Linked DNA regions of Homo sapiens: region 1 is linked to region 2. Evidence: chromatin contacts called from ENCODE Hi-C or POLR2A ChIA-PET data. All regions are on one chromosome and are shown on one strand. Each heading gives the region's core, a stretch centred on a gene start or an enhancer-like site at or near the end of the contact. The rest is flanking DNA. Distances are from core to core; before and after follow the strand shown.

Region 1 (6,746 bases), core at 3,380-5,879, 1.9 Mb after region 2:
TTAATGGATTAGTGAGATATATATATATATATATATATATATTTTTTTTTTTTTTTTTTTTTGAGACAGTTTCACTCTTGTTACCCAGGCTGGAGTGCAATGGCATGATCTTGGCTCACCACAACCTCTGCCTCCTGGGTTTAAGCCATTCTCCTGCCTCAGCCTCCTGAGCAGCTGGGATTACAGGCATGCGCCACCACGCCCGGCTAATTTTGTATTTTAAGTAGAGATGGGGTTTCTCTATGTTGGTCAAGCTGGTTTCGAACTCCCAACCTCAGGTGATCCACCTGCCTCAGCCTCCCATAGTGCTGGAATTACAGGTGTGAGCCACTGAGCCCGGGGGATTAGTGATATTCTTTATGCACCCATAGCCAACCCTCATACCCCTTATAGCTAACCTTATTTCTCATCTTCCTATACTTATACACATACCTAACCCATAGGTCTCTGCCTCCTTCACTTAGGTAGATCTCTTTCTCTCATGCATCCATCTCTAACTGCCCACATCCTTCAATTCCAAGGAGGCTCACCACATTCTGCCTATCAATCTATCTATCTATCTATCTATCTATCTATCTATCTATCTATCTATCCATCTATCTTTCTATTACCTTTTTTCTTCTGTCCATTGATCTATATTCATCAGAAAATCCATTCATTATTCTTTCTATAAAAATATCTTTCACTCTATTATCTATACTTCTGTCAATTAACTTTCTATTTATTCATCTAGTCATCATTCCTTCCATTCATTAATGCTTTCATCATTCATACATCTATCAATCTCTCTATCCACTCTCCAACTGTTATTCACTCAGTTATTTTTTTATTTATCCAGTTCCACCTCTGCTTCCTGTAAGAAACACTCTTTGATCTCCCCCTATCATTCCTGCACTGATTCCCTTTTCCTCCACCTGAGTCTGGACTTTTTTTTTTTCTTTCCCGAGGATCCTGCAGAGAGGGAACCTTACTCTCTTGATTGAGTCTTGAAGGTTGAGGATGGCTTCCTGGACAGCAGAGTCTAGAGCTTTCATAATCTTTCCCCATCACTGCCTAAGCACAGAGTTGAACACAGCAAGGGGAGGGAGGCAGAAGCCTGAGACTGAGATCTTGGCAGGTGTAGCTCTGGCCAATGGAGAACGATGGAGGATTCTCCGACGCTTCTCCCTGACCATCCTTCGGGACTTCGGGATGGGAAAGCAGAGCATTAAGGAGCGAATTCAGGAGGAGGCCAGCTACCTACTGGAGGAGTTCCAGAAGACCAAGGTATGAGGGCCACAAGGGGGAGGGCCACTAGGTGACTGGGTGGTTATGGAGCTCTCAGTCACGAGAAGATGGGCCTTGGCGGGAGAAAGCTCTGGAATGGAAGAAGAGGGAAAATATTAAGAATCCACTGAGATTTCTGGCAGCTTCCATATTAAGAGTTTACATGATCATGCCTGTAATCTCAGCACTTTGGGAGGCCAAGGCGGGCGGATCATGAGGTCAGGAGATCAAGACCATCCTGGCTAACATGGTGAAACCCTGTCTCTACTAAAAATACAAAAAAATTAGCTGGGTGTGGTGGCGGGCACCTGTAGTCCCAGCTACTCGGGAGGCTGAGGCAGGAGAATGGTGTGAACCTGGGAGGTGAAGCTTGCAGTGAGCGGAGATTGCACCACTGCACTCCAGCCTGGGCGACAGAGCGAGACTCCGTCTCAAAAAAAAAAAAAAAAGAGTTTACATGAGCTGGGCATGGTGGCACATGCCTGTAGTGTCAGCCGCCTGTGGGGCTGAGGCTGGAAGTTGCTTGAGCCCAGGAGTTCAAGGCTGCAGTGAGCTATGATCATGCCACTGCACTTCAGTATGGGAGACACAGTGAGACTCTATCTCTTAAAACAACAACAACAAAACAATTAACATGGAAGACCCTTAGAGACCACTTATCTAGAAACTTTCATCAGTGGATCTCAGGGTGGGTCTGTGAGCTCTCGATATCCTACACAGATTTTGGTGACATATGACTTTGTGACTCTTCTTGAAGAGAGTCTCAAATTTCATTCCATTTGTATATCTGTATTGTGGTAAAAAAAATACATAACATAAAATTTACCATATTCACCATTTTAAGTGTCCAGTTCAGTAGTGTTAAGTATATTCATGTTGTGAAAAAAATCTTTTGAACTTTTTTATCTTGCAAATGTGAAACTCTATACTCATTTCATTGTGTTTTTAAAGGAGTTCAGTTCCACCAAAAAATAAGGTCTAGAAACACTGGGGTCTATAGAGAAAAGACAGGCTGAAAACAAACAAACAAACAAACAAACAAACAAACAGAGAAAATTAGATAAGAGGTAGAAATAGAGACACATTTTCTCTACACCTGAGGCTCCTTGCCTGGTCTCTATGGGTGATTAACAGGTCTATATAAAAGCTTCAAATGCCCATGTACCCCAGAAATTATTCATAAAATTGTGTATTTGTGAATATGTGCATTATTCTAGAGAAATTGTTCCCAGATCTACTGATCTTGTTTTACGGAAGGTGTAGGTGAGGGCAAGGGAAGGATTTTGTTTTGTTTTGTTTTGAGACAGAGTCTTGCTCTTGTCACCCAGGCTGGAGTGCAATGGCATGATCTCAGCTCACTGCAACCTCCACCTCCCAGTTTCAAGCGATTCTCCTGCCTCAGCCTCCTGAGTAGCTGGTATTACAGGCACCTGCCACCATGCCCGGCTAATTGTTGTATTTTTAGTAGAGACGGGGTTTCGCCATGTTGGCCAGGCTGGTCTCCAACTCCTGACCTCATGATCTGCCTGCCTCAGCCTCCCAAAGTGCTGGGATTACAGGCGTGAGCCACCGCGCCCAGCCCGGAAGGATTTTTTAAATTGCCTAAATGGAATTATCGGTAGAACTAGACAGAATTCAGGAACTTTTATAATGTGTCCCTTATCCCACTTTTCTCCAAATATGAGTCTCTAACATCAACACATTTAAGTAATAATAATAAAAAATAATGATTAAGCTCAACTAGCTTTTCTTGAGTGCTTACTGTATGCCAGGCATTGTGCTAATTATTTTATATGGATAATGATACTGAATCCTCATGACTCTTCACCCTTTAGAACTTCAGGACGTGGAAACACAAAATCCCCGACTTTGGGAGGTCATTTAACTTAATCTTCTACTTGGTGTCTGCGGCCTGTGGCTGCTGTAACAAATTACCAGGAACTTAGTCATCTAAAACAACACAAATGTATTATCCTTCTGTTCTGAATTTCAGAAGTTCAAATAGGCTTTCACTAGCTGACACCAACGGACCATCTGATTCTCTGCCTTTTCGGGGTGTTAAAGCTGTACTCCTTGTAATCCTGGGTTCACGACTCTGTCCTCCATCTTCAAAGCCAGCAGCGTAGCTTCTTCAAGCCTCTGTTTGCTTCTGGCATCACATCTTTTATTCTTTTTCATTATTTTGGAGAGTCTTCCTCTCTTGCCCACGCTGTGGTGCAGTGGCGTGATGTCAGCTCATGCAACCTCTGCCTTCTGGGTTCAAGTGATTCTCCTGCCTCAGCCTCCTGAGTAGCTGGGATTACAGGCATGTGCCACCACACCCAGCTGATTTTGTATTTTTAGTAGAGACAGGGTTTCACCATGTTGGCTAGGCTGGTCTCAAACTCCTGACCTCAGGTAATCCACCCTCCTTGGCCTCCCAAAATGCTGGAATTACAGGTATGAGCCACTGCGCCTAGCCTCACATCTTTTTTTTCAAACTCCGATTCTCCCGCCTCTCTTTTATACAGACACACAATATTATATTGAAGGCCAATCTTGACAACCCAGGCTAATCTCTTCATCCCAAGATTCTTAATTTACTGGCATTTTCAAAGTCTCTCTTGTGTTTTTGTTACCCTTGTATACATAGCCTTCCAGGCATTAGGTTTTAGAGACTTGGAGGTGGTTATCTTTGATGGACATTATCGAGCCAACTGCCCTGCCAAAGTTAAATAGAATCCGTCTCCAATCACTTCTGATCTGGTCCATTTGGGTAACTTTAGTAATGAGGAACTCACTACTTGCTTAAGGAAAATTCCCAGTTTTGGCCCCTCTCCTTAATAATGCAATTCAAAACAAGCCAAAGGATTTCTCCTGGTGCAGATGAGAGATGCTAACACACTTCCACTCAAATGTTTCTAGTGTCACCTCCATTGTCTGAGTTGTCTTTCACTGGTCTAAATAATCAGGCCGGGTGCAGTGGCTCACGCCTGTAATCCCAACACTTTGGGAGGCAGAGATGGGCAAATCGCTTGAGGCCAGGACTTCGAGACCAGCCTGGCCAATATGGTGAAACCCTTTCTCTACTAAAAATGCAAAAATTAGCCAGGTATGGTAGCGCAAACCTGTAATCCCAGCTACTTGGGGGACTGAGGCATGAGAATCGTTTGATCCCAGGAGGCAAAGGTTGCAGTGAGCCAAGATTGCACTACTGCACTCCAGCCTGGGGTACAGAGAAAGACTCCGTCTCAAAAAAAAAAAAAAAAAAAAGAAAAGAAAATCAAATATTTATTGGATGCTTCTATGTGCCAAGCACTGTCCTAGTTCCTTGCCTTGCATACCAGACTTTATGTAATGTTTACAACTCTATGACCTTGTCCAAACAGCACACTCATTTTGAAGATGATGAAACAAGTTCAGAAGGTGAAGTCACTCATCCCTAAAGTGCAGAGGAGTAACTCCAGCAGTGGTGATCTTAATCAGTCACATAACCGCTTGTCATTTGTGTCAATCCTGTCCTAGTCACCTAGCATGCCTCTTTCCCATTCTTTAAAAAACCCATGTATGAGAGCCAAGCTGGGACCATGGCTTTTTGGTTCTTTTAAGTAAAGACCAAATGTCCTGGCAGCGTTCAAGACTCCAAGCTGCCTGTCTCCCGATGTCTGATGAGTAATTGAGCATCACCAGTGTGTCAGTTGTTAAGTTAAAGAAGCGACCAAACAGGCCTGGTGTGGTGGCTCACGCCTATAATCCCAGCACTTTGGGAGGTTGAGGTGGGTGGATCACGAGGTCAGGAGTTTGAGACCAGCTTGACCAACATGGTGAAACCCTGTCTCTATTAAAAATACAAAAATTAACTGGGCCGGTGGCAGGTGCCTGTAATCCCAGTTACTCTGGAGGCTGAGGAGAGAGAATCACTTGAACCCAGGAGGCGGAGGTTGCAGTCAGCCGAGATTGTGCCATTGCACTCCAGCCTGGGTGACAGGCTGTCAAAAAAAAAAAAAAAAAGAAGGGAGCAAACATGCATGGCTTGCATCTGAGATCTCTTTCTGCTGGAGCTTGGAATGCATGATTTGCCCTGGCTTCCCTAACAAAAACACCTGTTTTATTTTGTTTTGTTTTGTTTTGTGCCCTTGTCCGCTATATTTTCTGGCCCCTTCCAGCTAAGATTCACGAAGAGATTAACCAGGTGATTGGACCACACCGGCTCCCAAGGGTGGATGACCGGGTCAAGATGCCCTACACAGATGTCGTTATCCATGAAATACAGAGACTGGTAGACATCGTGCCCATGGGTGTCCCCCACAACATCATCCAGGACACTCAGTTTCGAGGTTACCTTCTGCCCAAGGTGGGGTTGCACCCTCATTGCCTCCCTTCCACTGCACTCCTCTCTCTCCCTGGTTCCCTACCTCTGTAGCCCAACACTGATTTCTCCTAACTGCCCTCATTTTCACCCCAGGGCACAGACGTATTTCCCCTGCTTGGCTCTGTCCTCAAAGACCCCAAATACTTCCGCTACCCAGATGCCTTCTATCCCCAGCACTTTCTGGATGAGCAGGGCCGCTTCAAGAAGAATGAAGCCTTTGTGCCTTTTTCCTCTGGTAGGTTTCTCTGGTCTGACTTCCTCCAGGCATGTGCTAAATCCACCCCCAAGCCACTGGTCTGTATTTGAAGTTCAAGTCACAGTGTGAATTTGAAGGTTATATCATAGAACCATAAAGTTTTAGAATCCCAGAATTAGTAAATATTAGGATGTTTGACTCTGATAATTAGAAAAAAAAAGTTGGGATGGTAATAGCACTAAACAGGGCATAAACCAACTGGCTGGCTGTTAAGAACAAAATAAGACATATTTTCTATTTTTCCAGCCAGATAGTCTCTGAACCTTTGCCATTGATCAATGAAAGCAGCCATAGACAATATGTAAATGAATGAGCATGTGTGTGAGCCTGAAAAACTGTTTACGGACACTGAAATTTGAATTTTGTTTTATCTTCATATATCACAAAAGAGTCTTTTTTCCCCAACCATTTTAAAATGCCAAAAGCATCCTAGTTTGCAGGCTGTATGAACACAAGCAGCAGGGCAAATTTGCCCAACAGACACTCATTTGCCTACTCATGTCATAAAATCTTTATGCAGCAACATTTTAAGTGTATGTTGGCATGGCACAGTGGCTCATGCCTGTAATCCCAGCACTTTGGGAGGCCGAGGCAGGTGGATCACTTGAGGCCAGGTGTTCGAGACCAGCCTGGCCAACATGGTGAAACCCTGTCTCTACTAAAAATACAAAAATTAGCCAGGCGTGGTGACAGGCGCCTGTAATCCCAGCTACCCAGGAGGCTGAGGCACAAAAATCACTTGAACCCGGGAGGTGTAGGTTGCAGTGAGCCGAGATCATGCCACTGGACTCCAGCCTGGGTGACAGAGTACGACCCTGTCTCAAACAAACAAAAAACAACAACCAAAAGTGTATGTCATTTGGAACCTGGAGT
Region 2 (6,315 bases), core at 2,722-5,221:
TATGGCTGGGCATGGTGGCTCACACCTGTAATCCCAGGACTTTGGGAGGCAGAGGCGGGCAGATCACCTGAGGTCAGGAGTTCGAGGCCAGCCTGGCCAACGTGGCCAAACCCCGTCTCTACTAAAAATACAAAAATTAGCCAGGCGTGGTGGTACACACCTGCAATCCGAGCTACTGGGGAGGCTGAGGCAGGAGAATCACTTGAATCCAGAAGGCAGAGGTTGCAGTGAGCTGAGATTGTGCCATTGCACTCCAGCCTGGGTGACAAGTGAAACTTTGTCTCAAAAAAACAAAAAATTCAAAAATTAGCCAGGCATGTAAAATTAGCCAGTATGCACCTGTAGTCCCAGTTACTCAGGAGGCTGAGGTGGGAGGATTTTTTGAGGCCAGGTGGTAGAGATTGCAGTGAGCCGAGATCACGCCACTGCACTCCAGCCTGGGTAAAAGAGCAAGACTCTGTCTCTAAAAAAAAAAAAAAAAAAAAAAATCTTATTGGAGATGTATCTCTTAATGAGATGGAGTTGGGGAATAGGGTTATGGTGCCTTGATTAAGAGTGAATTTGCTGGCCAGGCACAGTGGCTTATGCCTGTAATCCCGGCACTTTAATAGGCTGAGGTGGGCAGATCACCTGAGGTCAGCAGTTCAAGACCAGCCTGGGCAACATGGTGAAACCCCATCTCTACTAAAAATAAAAAAAAATAGCCAGGTGTGGTGGTGCACACCTGTAATCCCAGCTACTCGGGAGGCTGAGGCAGGAGAATCACTTGAATCTGGGAGGTAGAGGTTGCAGTGATCTGAGATTGCACCATTGCACTCTAGCCTGGGCCACCTAGTGAGACTCTGTCTCAAAAAAAAAAAAAAAAAAAGTGAATTTGCTAAGGCCCCAAATTTCCAATGGCCACTTTGCCTGGCTCCCCAGTAGTCCTTACATCTGGGGACCACACCTTAGTGAGGGGCTTTTTTCCTATAAAACTAGAGAAGGGGGACACTGAGAAAGAGATTGGGGAACGAGAATCATATGATACTTCCCACACAGATGTAACCTATAGCAGATTAATTGTGTAATAGGGGGCTCATGGCTGTAGTGGACCTGGAATTTGACTCCCATAAAACCATCTGGGTCATATATCCCCTGGAAAGTCTTCATGCACCCCAGTTTCAAGACCATCACTACAGAGGACAAGCTCTGGAGTCAGAATCTGACTCTGAGCCTTATGCCAGGTTCTGCCAAGCCCAGGCTGTGTGACCAGACCAGGGCAAGTCATCTCCCCTTTCTTTTTTTGATGGAGTCTCGCTCTGTTGCCCAGGCTGGAGTGCAGTGGTGCCATCTCAGCTCACTGCAACCTCCACTTCCCGGGTTCAAGTGATTCTCCTGCCTCAGCCTCCTGAGTAGCTGGGACTACAGACACTTACCATGACGCCCAGCTAATTTTTTGTATTTTTAGTAGAGATGGGTTTTGCCATGCTGGCCAGGCTGGTCTCGAACTCCTTAGCTCAAGAGATCTGCCCACCTCGGCCTCCCAGAGTGCTGGGATTACAGGCATGAGCCACCGTGCCCAGACTGCCATCTCCCCTTTCCCAACCTCTCAATTTCCTGAGAAGCTCTGAATGATCTGAGGGCTTGAAATACACCTTCCCACAGGATCAAGGTTCAAAAAAAGGTGCTCACATAAAGTACTTGCTATGTGTTTGCCATATAATAATTGTCATTGCAAGAGCCCTATCTTGTAAACAGGGGAAACAGAGGTATGCTGTGACTTGCCCAAGGCTACAAAGCCACAGAGCTAGGGTTTGAATCTGGGAGGTCTGGCTCCAGAACCTAAGCTCTTGGCTAACTATGCTGTTTTCTCCTCCTAAGGCAAGGAGCATCTCATTCATTCACAGACAAGACTGAGCTGGGCCAAAGGTCTCTGTACTGGATCTCATCTTCTGTCTTCCAATCCACATCCTTTTGGGCATGAGCAGAAAGTGTGTACTCTGCTAATTACTAGAACTGTGAGTGTGTTTTTCACTTCACCTCCCTGAACTTCAGTTTCTTTTCTTTCTTTTTTTTTTCCAGGACTGAGTCTCACTCTGTCGTCCAGGCTGGAGTGTAGTGGTACAACCTCCACCTCCTGGGTTCAAGTGATTCTCCTGCCTCAGCCTCCCAAGTATGTGGGACTACAGGTGTGCACTACCAGGCCCGGCTAATTTTTTTTTTGTATTTTTAGTAGAGACGAGGTTTTGCCATGCTGGTTGGGCTGGTCTCGAACTCCTGACCTCAAGTGATCTGCCTGCCTCGACCCCCCAAAGTGCTGGGATTATAGGTGTGAGCCACCATGGCTGGCCTGAACTTCAGATTTTTTATCTGTAAGGAGGGGTTAGGAGGCCTAAATTAAGTCACCCATAAAAAGGCCATGTCACATGCAGTCAGTGCTTAGCAAGGGGCTATTTTAATCGTCACACTCACCAGTCAGAGACACAAATCTCAATCCTGCCACTATCCAGCAGTTCTGGCCACAGACCCTCCTCCTCTAGGTCCAAGACCTGCTTCTTGCAACACCAGCTGGGAATGCAGGAGACAGGGTAATGAGAACAGGCAGGCCTTTCTCAACAAGGGGCCGGACCTTTGGATAGCAGGGGCATTCACCTGAATGAAGTCACGAAGCACGTCTGAGAAGGGGCCCCAGGCACGGTTGTCCTGTTTTCCTCCACCACCCAGCCGTCCCCACCGTGTTGCACCATCCACTTTCGGAGGCCTTCTGTGAAATAAAAAAGGCTTGTGCCCAAGTTCCAGTCGCCCGCCTGTTGGTTCCTAGTGAGACCCCGCCCCTAGCCCCTCCCACGTGCTCACAGTGCAGCTCACTCACCTGACCCTTCCCACCGAGGCCCCGCCCCCTTCCCCTCCCACCAGCTCAGGGCAAAGCCCCGCTCCTCTGGCCCTTCTCACTGATTTGCAGCAAAGCCCTGCCCCTCCAACCCCTCTCTCGGGCTCCCAGAACTGCCCCACTCCCACCCCTCCCACAGGCAAACGGTGAAGCCCTGCCCAGTCAGCCCTGCACCCTGCGTGCCAATGCTGCCTCGTCCCTCCGACACCTCCCACCGGCTCCCAATGCTGCCCCGCCCCTCCGGCACCTCACACCGGCTCCCAATGCTGCCCCGCCTCTCCGACTCCTCCCACCGGTCCCACTGCGGCCCTGCCCCTGCGGCCCCTAGTACCGGTCCCAGTGCGGCCCCGCCCCTCCGGCCCCGCTACCGCTCCCACTGTGGCCCAGCATCCTGGACTTCCTCTTCCGAGATCCCACCTTGGCCGCAGGGGTTGCGAATAAGGTTGCGTCCGATGGGTCTGCGCGCGCAGAAGCGGCCCAGGGGGCAAGGCCTGGCGTTACGGGCGGGAGACTGGCAGCTGCGGGCGAGGTGCAGCAGCGCGCGGCCGGTGGCGCCGTGGTCGCGGGCCAGGATCAGCAGCCACAGGGCCTGGCCGTCCACCAGGGCTCGCCAGCCCCGGCACACTTGGCGGCAGCGCCCGAGCAGCGTGCGCGGGGGGACGTGGCTCAGCACCACCAGAAGCAGCTCTGGGGGTAGTTGGCTCAGGTCCAGCGCCTCTTCGGGTTCCGGCTCCGGCGCGGGGACCCGGGCGGCCCGGCCCCTGGAGACCGAGGCGCCCATGGTCCCCCCGCCAGGCCCGGCTGTGGCTGCGGGAGAGGAAGGGTCAAGGCGTCAGGGACCAGCAGCCTCCGCGGCGCGCAGCCTCTGCCTGCCCTGATTCTGCCAGCCGCACCCCCGTCTTCACCATCCCTGGGCCCCGTCCCCAAGTCCCCATCCCCCAGCCCGTCCTTGATAGCCCCGATATCCCGGAGACCCCGCGGTCTGTGTGTATGCCCCGAATTGCATGCAATCAGCCCCCCTCGGCGGCCGCACCGACACCGCACCCCAAGTCCTACCCCGGGGCCTGGCGGCGCTCCTCGCCGGGATGCCCTAGCTGTGCCGCAAGCTCCCCACGCCCCTCTGCGTCCTTTTTACTCGCCGGCCCCTCCCCTCTTACTAGCCAGCTTCACCCACCCCTGCATCCTCTTTCTTACTCGCCAGCCCCTCCCGCCTGCTCCCTCCCGCTCTCCAAACCCAACCTGCTTCCCGCGACGGGGCCAGGTGCAGCCAGGAGCCAAGGCCTGCTGCTCACAGCCGTCCCCTCCAGCCGGCCCCTTGAAGTGTCCCTAATTCGTTAGTAGCAATGAGACGTCTGGCTCTGAGCAACCATTGTTATTTTGGTCAGGCTTCTGAGTGGGAGGCCTCGTATCCGTTAACGTGTTAAAAAATTTCCATCACCTTTAAGGTCGGGCGTGGTTATCTTCATTTCACAGGAGAAAACAGGCTCCGGCTGCTAAAAATTAATGCAACCAATAGTAACACCAGCCAACTTTTATGGACGGTTTTACTGCCAGCCAGGGTGGCAACCCCATGAAGTAGGTGCTGTTATGCCCTTTACTTCACAGGTGAAAAAACTGAGACCAGCAGAGGCCAAGTGGCTTGTCTATGATCACCAGCTAGTAGGGATTTGAATCCAGCCAGCCTAGCTCCGGAATTCCTCATTTTAACCTCTAGATCAGCTCTGTCCAATAAAAATACAATTGTGGCTGGGTGCGGTGACTCATGCCCGTAATCCCAGCACTTTGGGAGGCCAAGGCAGGCGGATCGCTTGAGGTCAGAAGTTCGAGACCAGCCTGGCCAACATGGTGAAACCCCGTCTCTACTAAAAATACAAAAATTAGCTGGGCGTGGTAGCACGCGCCTGTAATCCCAGCTAATTTGGAGGCTTAGGCAGGAGAATTGCTTGAATCCGGGAGGGGGAGGTTGCAGTGAGCAGAGATTGCACCACTGCACTCCAGCCTGTGCAAAAGAGTGAGTGAGACTCCGTCTCAAAAAACAAACAGAAAAAAAAAATTGTGAAAGTTGATCATGTGAATTGGATCCTTCTTGTCATATCCAACTAAAACAAAGTTGAGAGGCCGGGGGGAAAACACTTAGGGCAGATACCATTGCTCCAAGAAAGTGATTCTCTGCAAGCCTGGCTGTTAAAACTGCCTGTTGTAACCTGGAAGCAGTCTAACTGGTACTGAAAAAACCTGCCGTGACTCTAAGACTAGTTTTTCCCTCTGCTGTCACTTACCAGTCAGAACTTGCCAGCTCCCCAGAACGTTGCTAGTGTCAATGAACTTTCTTGCAAAACAATACCTAACATTTCTGTTTCTTATAAAAACCTCTAACCTCTTTGTTCTTTGAAAGTTCTGAAGACCGCCTGGTCTGTGTGGATGCCTCGAATGTCAATTCTTGCTTCCCAAATAAAACATTTTATTATTTTTTTGAGACAGAGTCTCGCTCTGTCGCCCAGGCTGGAGGGCAGTGATGCAATCTCGTCTCACTGCAACCTCCGCCTCATGGGTTCAAGCGATTCTCCTGCCTCAGCCTCCCGAGTAGCTGGGATTACAGGCGCATGCCACCATGCCCAGCTAATTTTTGTATTTTTAGTAGAGACGGGGTTTCACCATGTTGGCCAGGATGGTCTCAAACTCCCGACCTCAGGTGATCTGCCCGCCTCAGCCTCCCAAAGTGCTGGGATCGCAGGCATGAGCCACCGCAACAAAACATTTTAAATCGAGAGATTTGTCTCTATATCTCTATATTTTATTTGGCTTCGACATAACGTGAGCTGTATACATAGTTTAAGACATCAACAAACAAAACCAGACATGGATTCTTCCCCACAAAGAACTTACCTTCTAGAGGGAGAGACATGATAAACAGTTGGCATAATGAGCAAATTACGTAGTATCAGGGAAATAATTAAATATAAAACCTCCAGGCCGGGCATGATGGCTCACGCCTGTAATCCCAGAACTTTGGGAGGCTGAGGCAGGCGGATCACTTGAGGTCAGGAGTGTGAGACCAGCCTGGCCAAAATGGCGAAACTCCGTCTCTACTGAAAATACAAAAATTAGCCGGGCATGGTGGCGCATGCCTGTGATCCCAGCTACTCGGGAAGCTGAGGCATGAGAATCACTTCAACAAGGGAGGCAGAGGTTGCAGTGAGCTGAGACCTCACCACTGCACTCCAGCCTAGGCGACAGAGTGAGAAGCTGTCTTAAATAAATAAAATAAATAAAACCTCCTTTTGACCCTCTTAGAATCCTCTCCACAAATGCAGAAAAGAATTAAATGGGTCCTGGCATGGGGGCTCACACCTGTAATCCCAGCACTTTGGGAGGCCGAGGCAGGAGGATCTCTTGAGCCCAGGAGTTTGAGACCAGCGCTGGCAACACAGTGAAACCCCGTCTCT

Evidence for each region. Hi-C counts contacts between places; a loop is a spot of excess contacts on that map. ChIA-PET counts read pairs that join two places held with the same protein, here RNA polymerase II (POLR2A).
Region 1: a loop to region 2 is called in a map of ovary, with 8 times the contacts of the local background. The contact joins the enhancer-like site here to the promoter of FBXO27 in region 2. A Hi-C loop is called at or near these places in 1 of 168 maps with a recorded cell type or tissue (ovary). POLR2A ChIA-PET finds 5 or more read pairs at or near these places in 1 of 52 experiments (naive thymus-derived CD4-positive, alpha-beta T cell).

The regions. Positions count from the first base shown.
Region 1 is chr19:40,892,727-40,899,472 of GRCh38, forward strand. It overlaps the pseudogene CYP2G1P. Among named protein-coding and RNA genes, the nearest start is that of CYP2A7, 14 kb to the left of the region's middle. RefSeq lists an enhancer at 4,538-4,832. Within about 2 kb of position 4,630, at least 3 of the 41 ENCODE cell types and tissues checked have a DNase peak (open chromatin) inside an H3K27ac peak, as active enhancers do.
Region 2 is chr19:39,028,578-39,034,892 of GRCh38, forward strand. FBXO27 (F-box protein 27) reads right to left here and starts at 3,972. Exons shown (of 6, transcript NM_178820.5): 1 at 3,926-3,972; 2 at 3,287-3,676; 3 at 2,632-2,743; 4 at 2,452-2,547. The coding sequence starts at 3,650. RefSeq lists enhancers at 2,551-2,660, 3,067-3,859 and silencers at 2,769-2,951, 2,801-3,040, 3,191-3,270, 3,471-3,620, 3,681-3,750.